Linked DNA regions of Homo sapiens: region 2 is linked to region 1. A link is a contact called in ENCODE Hi-C data. All regions are on one chromosome and are shown on one strand. The core of a region is the stretch at or near the end of the contact, and the rest is flanking DNA. Distances in the headings are between cores, read along the strand shown.

Region 1 (2,700 bases), core at 55-2,554:
AAGAGTGAAGAAAGGGTACAAATTGACTGAAGGGATTAGAACATAATGTTACCATGCTCACCAGCGTCTCTTCTGCTCTAGGTACCTCAGATATTATTTTACAGTTGTTTTTGTGCGAGAAGGCCCCGTGGTGTACCCAGCAGTACTCAGTGGTTCATCCACAGATCATAAAAATCATCGGGAAGATTGTTAAATATACAGCTTCCTCAGCCGTAGCCCGAGATTTCAAGTCAGTAAACCCGGGACATTGCCCAGACACGAATATAGATTTTAAACACTTTCCAGGTGATTCTCATTTATGGCCAGGTTTCATAGTAGTGTAACACGCTTCTAACACGTAATCTGCCACGAACAAACTACGAGTGATTTAATCGAGTCTCAGTGTCCTCATCTCCACCAGTTACAAGCTGTGTGATTCTGGCTAAATTCACAACCTCTCCGAGCCTCAGAGTCCTCACCCATACTATGGGAACAGTAAGAGAGAAACTACGAGGACTATTCTGGGGACTGATGTAAAGCACCAGGCACGCGACGAGTCCTCACCGTGAAGCACCCTTACCTATATAAAACAGGGGGTGGGGTTGCGGCTTAACTGAATAATCGCTAGGGTTTCTTCCAGGTCAAATCTTTTCAACTCCCACGGAACAGAGGCCTAGTCCAGTGAATTAATCTGCCCAACGGTATGAAGGTTAGAAGGCAGGCGCGCGGGTGCATGGACAGGAGACAACCTCTGTCTCCCAGGGCATGGATCTCAGGGTCCTCACTGCCTGGCCAGTGCCCCCCTACGCTAGGGTGAGAGGGCCAGAGCCAGGTGATGGCGAAGCGGCGCCGCGCTCAGTGCTTCACTCGGTAGGGCTGCGGCAGCGGGGACCTGTGCCCGAGCCCCGCGCGGAGCCTGCCCCAGACGCGCGCTGCCCGCCGGGCGCAAAGAGGCCAGGCCGCACGCACTGTTGCCCAGCAACCGCTCCCAGGCGTCCGCAAGTCCCGGGCCCTCCATGCAGGTCCCAGACCGCAGCCGTCCCAGACCGCAGCCAAGACCTTCCCATGCTCTGGGGCCCAAAGCAGCGTCCTCTGCTCGGCTCTGAAGGCCAGTGCAGGACCAGCTCCCAGGGGGGATTCCGGGGTACCCCGCGGCACCGACCTGATTCGCCCAGCTTTGGACAGGAAATGGCGCAGTGACCTGCCTGGGCTGGGGCGGGGCCAGGAGCCAGGGGCCCGGGGCGGGACCAAGGGCGGGGCCAGGAGCCAGGGCCCGGGGCGGGACCAAGGACGGGGTCAAAAGCCAGGAGGCGGGACAGGGGGCGGGCATGGACACGCGATCAGATTCGCTACCGCAGAGCTCTAGCTCCGGAGCGCGCCAAGTTGAAGGCCAAAGTCGAGGTTGGGATGCCCGATGCCTGGCGCGGGGAGACGGAGGAAGCAAAGTGCTGGTAACTAAAGCAGCGCCTGCTGCTCGCCTTTTTTCTACTGAAGAAGGGTTGTCTCACTCCCGTTAGCTTAATATCCTTGCCCAAAATGTAAAGTCTCCAGTGTACTTGTGAATCCGGTTTTGTTCATTGATAAATGTGTGAGTTAGAAGACTCACACATTTATCCTTAGGAAAGTTATTTGAGTAACCTTTTTAATCCTCAGTTTTCTCACCTGTGAAATGGAGAAATGGCACTTTCTCATAAGGTTTATGGTTAAAGTGCTGTAACCGCCCAATAGGTTCACCTTGCTCACTGCCTAAACAGAGTCGATTTATCAAGACAGGGGAATTGCAATAGAGAAAGAGTAATTCACACAAAGCTGGCTGTGAGGGAGACCGGAGTTTTATTATTACTCAAATCAGTCTCCCTAGCTTTCAGGGATCAGAGTTTTTAAGGATAATTTGGTGGGTAGGGGTCAGTGAGTCGGGAGTGCTGATTGGTAGGCTAGGAGATGAACTCACAGGGAGTCAAAGCTGTCCTCTTGTGCTGAGTCAGTTGCCAGGTGGGGGTCATAAGACCAGATGAGCCAGTTTATTCATCTGGGTGGTGCCAGCTGATCCATCGAGTGCAGTGTCTGTGAAATATCTTAAGCACTGATCTTAGGTTTTACAATAGTTGATGTTATCCCCAGGAGCAATTTGAGGTTTAGAATCTTGCAGCCTCTAGCTGCATGACTCCTAAACCATAATTTCTAATTTTGTGGCTAATTTGTTAGTCCTGAAAAGGCAGTCTAGTTCCTGGGCAAGAAGGGGGTTTGTTTGGGAAAGGGCTGGTATTGTCTTTGTTTCAAAGCTACACTATAAACTAAGTTCCCCCCAAAGTTAGTTTGGCCTATGCCTAGGAATGAACAAAGACAGCTTGGAGATGAGAAGCAAGATGGAGTCGGTTAGGTCAGATCCCTTTCACCATCTCAGTTATAATTTTGCAATGGTGGTTTCAGTGCCTGGTACCTAGTCAGTAGGAACAGGTGGCACGTGACATCCGGGGAATCATAGGGTTTAGAACAGAATGAGCTAATAGGCACATTCATTCATGCCCCAAATACATGCACACAGCCCTAAAGAAATTTCAGTCTGTTTTTCTAAACAAAATCTCAGAGTATTATGTGCAGGGTTACCAATGGAAAAAAAGCAGGTTTAGGGGAAACTTGAGCTTAAGTTCACGGTCAGAAACACCCGGAACTTCTTGGCAAATGAGTGCTTTATGGAAACCTGTTTGGCAGGGAACAAGG
Region 2 (2,867 bases), core at 77-2,576, 850 kb before region 1:
TGATGATTGCATAGTCATACTCATCTCCCACTCTAGACTTAAGCTCCTTGAGGGCAGGGATGTTGTAGCAGTCTTCACTGTTAAGTGCACAGAGCCTGACACACAATTCGTGCTTATTAAACATCCTCTGGCTCCAAAAATGAATGACACTCCCAGAATAGGAGCAGGCCACATGAATACTCAAACCCTAATCGTATGCAGCCGAGTCAAAAATAGGGACAAGCAGTTCTAGGCATGCTCACTTATAAGCCACCAGGACGTTAAGCCAAGCTGTGGGAAATCTACCTAATGGGAAACCTTACACTGGCCCATCTCAGAACCAATTTGAGTCACTGCATGTGTCTGTGGTCTCTGCATGGACACCTCAGAGCTAGGAATCACTTCTCGTGTTACGACAAGGAGTGGCGAAGAGACAGTGGATCAACAGATGCTTCAATGCCAGATCCCCAAAAGGGGTAAGGTAGCAGAGGGTGAGGAGGGAGGTTTCAGAGTCTTCCTGGGACACAGGAAGGGGAAGGGCCACAGTCCTACACCCAAGCTTCACCCTCCATCAGGGCTAGCTTTGCAAAGCCTTGGAGGTCATCTCTCTTCCCACCCCAAGCCTCTTTCCCCAACACGCAAACCCTTCTGACCCCCAAAACCACCTCTGAGAATGCAGGGCCTGGCCAGATCATCTCATTAGTTAATGAGTTTGGTTATTGATAGTTAGTTTAAACTTATTGTGATCATCAGGTATAGCCCATAAACACTTGATTAATTCACACATTCGAATTGAAATTAAAACTTCAATTAAACTGAAATTCACTACTACCATTTAGGCTCTTTTAAAAACCCTTAAAACAGAAAGTAAGGGAGAGAGAAAAAGGGAAGGCACTGTCTCTCAGAAGGGCCTCCTACAGGGCAAACTTCTAATTAAACAAATTGTCAATTTCAACACAATGAAAACTGATTTAGCAGTGTAAATTTAGTATTCTAGTCACTGAAAATAAGACCTGCATTGTCGATCTCCTGCAGGCTGATTTCGCGTGATAGGGAAATGAAGAGGAGAGGAGGACGACAGGGAGAGAAAGGAGGAAAAACTGCGAAGGAAGAACAAGCCGGAGCTCCGTCTGCCTTTCAGAAATGACATCTCTGCGGAATTCAATGCGGCCTATTCTCAAGCATCGGAGAAACTCTTTTCTTGCCTCCTCCTTCACCCCACCCCAACCAGATTAGAAAAAAAAAATTAATGGTGTATGATGACAAACTTGGCTCAGCACTCACTGTACATACTGTACCCACAAGTCTGGCTCGCAGCCAGGCCTGGCCTGGAGCCAGGACTACAATAACAAACACAGGCAATGCTCGCCAAGAGGGGGTGGGGCAGCACACAGAGCTAGCCAGGAAGTGAGAGCCGTTCGGCTCTGCTGAGCAGAAGAAAACAGCAGGAATGTGCCAGTGCAAGGGCAGCAACATTTAGGGGGGCAACCACAACCCCTACCCAGATCCTGGACTCACTTCTCCACAGCCTGCGCCTTTTGAAAAAAAATGCTCGCCTCCCCCCCGCCTCCCCCGCCCAGGGTTCTGGAGCAACTACTGTTCTTCCAGGCTGTGGGCTGCTTGAACCCTTGGTCATCTGTAAAATGGGTCTACTCTACAGACCTGGCACACCCATTCTCACTGTCAGCTTTCTTCATGGAACCTTCAAAATAGAGCAGCAGGAAAACCTCACATCATCTAATTCAATGTCTCTTCTAAAACATCACCTAGTTCTGTTTTCAGGCATCAGAACATGTAAACCACTACTGGAATCTGTAAGAAGACCCAGCGCCACCAGCCCAGCCCTCTGACCCCAACTCCCCAACAAGTCCAGGTCACTCCAGAGGCCCCCAGGGCCTGTTTAACAGTGGCCAAACAATTCAGGAAATGGTCTAGCCTCACTAAGCCCTTTGTGCTATTTTATTTTCAAGACCTCTCAGCACGGAGGTGAGGAGTATGCCGGACAACAGAAAGAAAAAAAAGAATAGAAATATCAGAATATAGGCCGTGAGCTATCTGCAAGGGTGAATTAAAACACTACTATGACTCATCGCACCTGCCTAATCATCAAATCATCCTTTCCAAGGGCATTGGCAAGTGACTAGCAGAGGGACAAATCATTTGACACAATCAGCCTTCAGTGCCCAGTAAGACAGGCATGGAAAGGAAAAACTAGGAAAAGAGGACCCAACTCCCAAAGCCTCTGGAGCAGCCATATGAGATCAGGGGACCTGGAAGCAGCATCTCAGGTGGAACCAAAGTCAGCTTCCCCAGGGAACCGCCAGCTCCGCAGGGCAGTTGCACAGTCACACTCTTGTCTGAACTGGGGACACCGGGCCCACCTGACATGAGTATGCAAGCAACCCTTTCTTTTCTGCAGCCGCTTCCACCAGCCCCACCAATGCTGCTGATGTGTGATTCACAGCAGAGACACTGGCTAACTCACACTGGGTCACACCGCCTGGAAGAGGGATACAATACGAGCCAGGGGCTCCTGGCTGTCCCCTCCAGTGAGTCCTTAGGACATAAACAGTTCCTACCACAGGAGGGACTTGTCCGGAGAGAGGAGTGTCCCTGTTCATCGGCATCCCAGGCTGCATCATTCACTCAACAAATACTTCTTGGCACCAATAATGTGCCAGGCAGTGTGCTGGACATAACGTGGACAGGATCTAACCCCATGACATGTTAGCTATGGTGGTATGTATTCAAGGTGAGCCTCACAGCTTCTCCGAGATAGCGTTAAATATTTTCATTTTACAGATGAGGATACTGAGGCTGTAAGAGCTTATGGTTCTTGCCCCAGATCACATCAGCAGTAGGTACGTGTCCAAATTCCTTCCACCATG

The links. A loop is a pair of places that touch in the nucleus more often than their neighbours do. Pooled maps may share reads with other maps.
Region 2: a loop to region 1 is called in a map of mammary epithelial cell, with 7 times the contacts of the local background. The contact joins the enhancer-like site here to the promoter of TTC12-DT in region 1. A Hi-C loop is called at or near these places in 3 of 168 maps with a recorded cell type or tissue (CD4-positive, alpha-beta memory T cell, CD8-positive, alpha-beta T cell and mammary epithelial cell) and 7 of 50 pooled maps.

Annotation. Positions count from the first base shown.
Region 1 is chr11:113,313,060-113,315,759 of GRCh38, reverse strand. TTC12-DT (TTC12 divergent transcript) reads left to right here and starts at 1,304. Exons shown (of 5, transcript NR_199709.1): 1 at 1,304-1,430. It overlaps TTC12 (tetratricopeptide repeat domain 12), which reads right to left and starts at 1,177. Exons shown (of 22, transcript NM_017868.4): 1 at 1,142-1,177. RefSeq lists silencers at 807-906, 799-1,093, 1,117-1,366.
Region 2 is chr11:114,158,615-114,161,481 of GRCh38, reverse strand. All of the region lies in intron 3 of ZBTB16 (zinc finger and BTB domain containing 16), which reads right to left. Among named protein-coding and RNA genes, the nearest start is that of ZBTB16, 100 kb to the right of the region's middle. RefSeq lists enhancers at 904-1,403, 1,404-1,905. Within about 2 kb of position 1,326, at least 30 of the 41 ENCODE cell types and tissues checked have a DNase peak (open chromatin) inside an H3K27ac peak, as active enhancers do; they include mammary epithelial cell, where a contact is called at or near this core.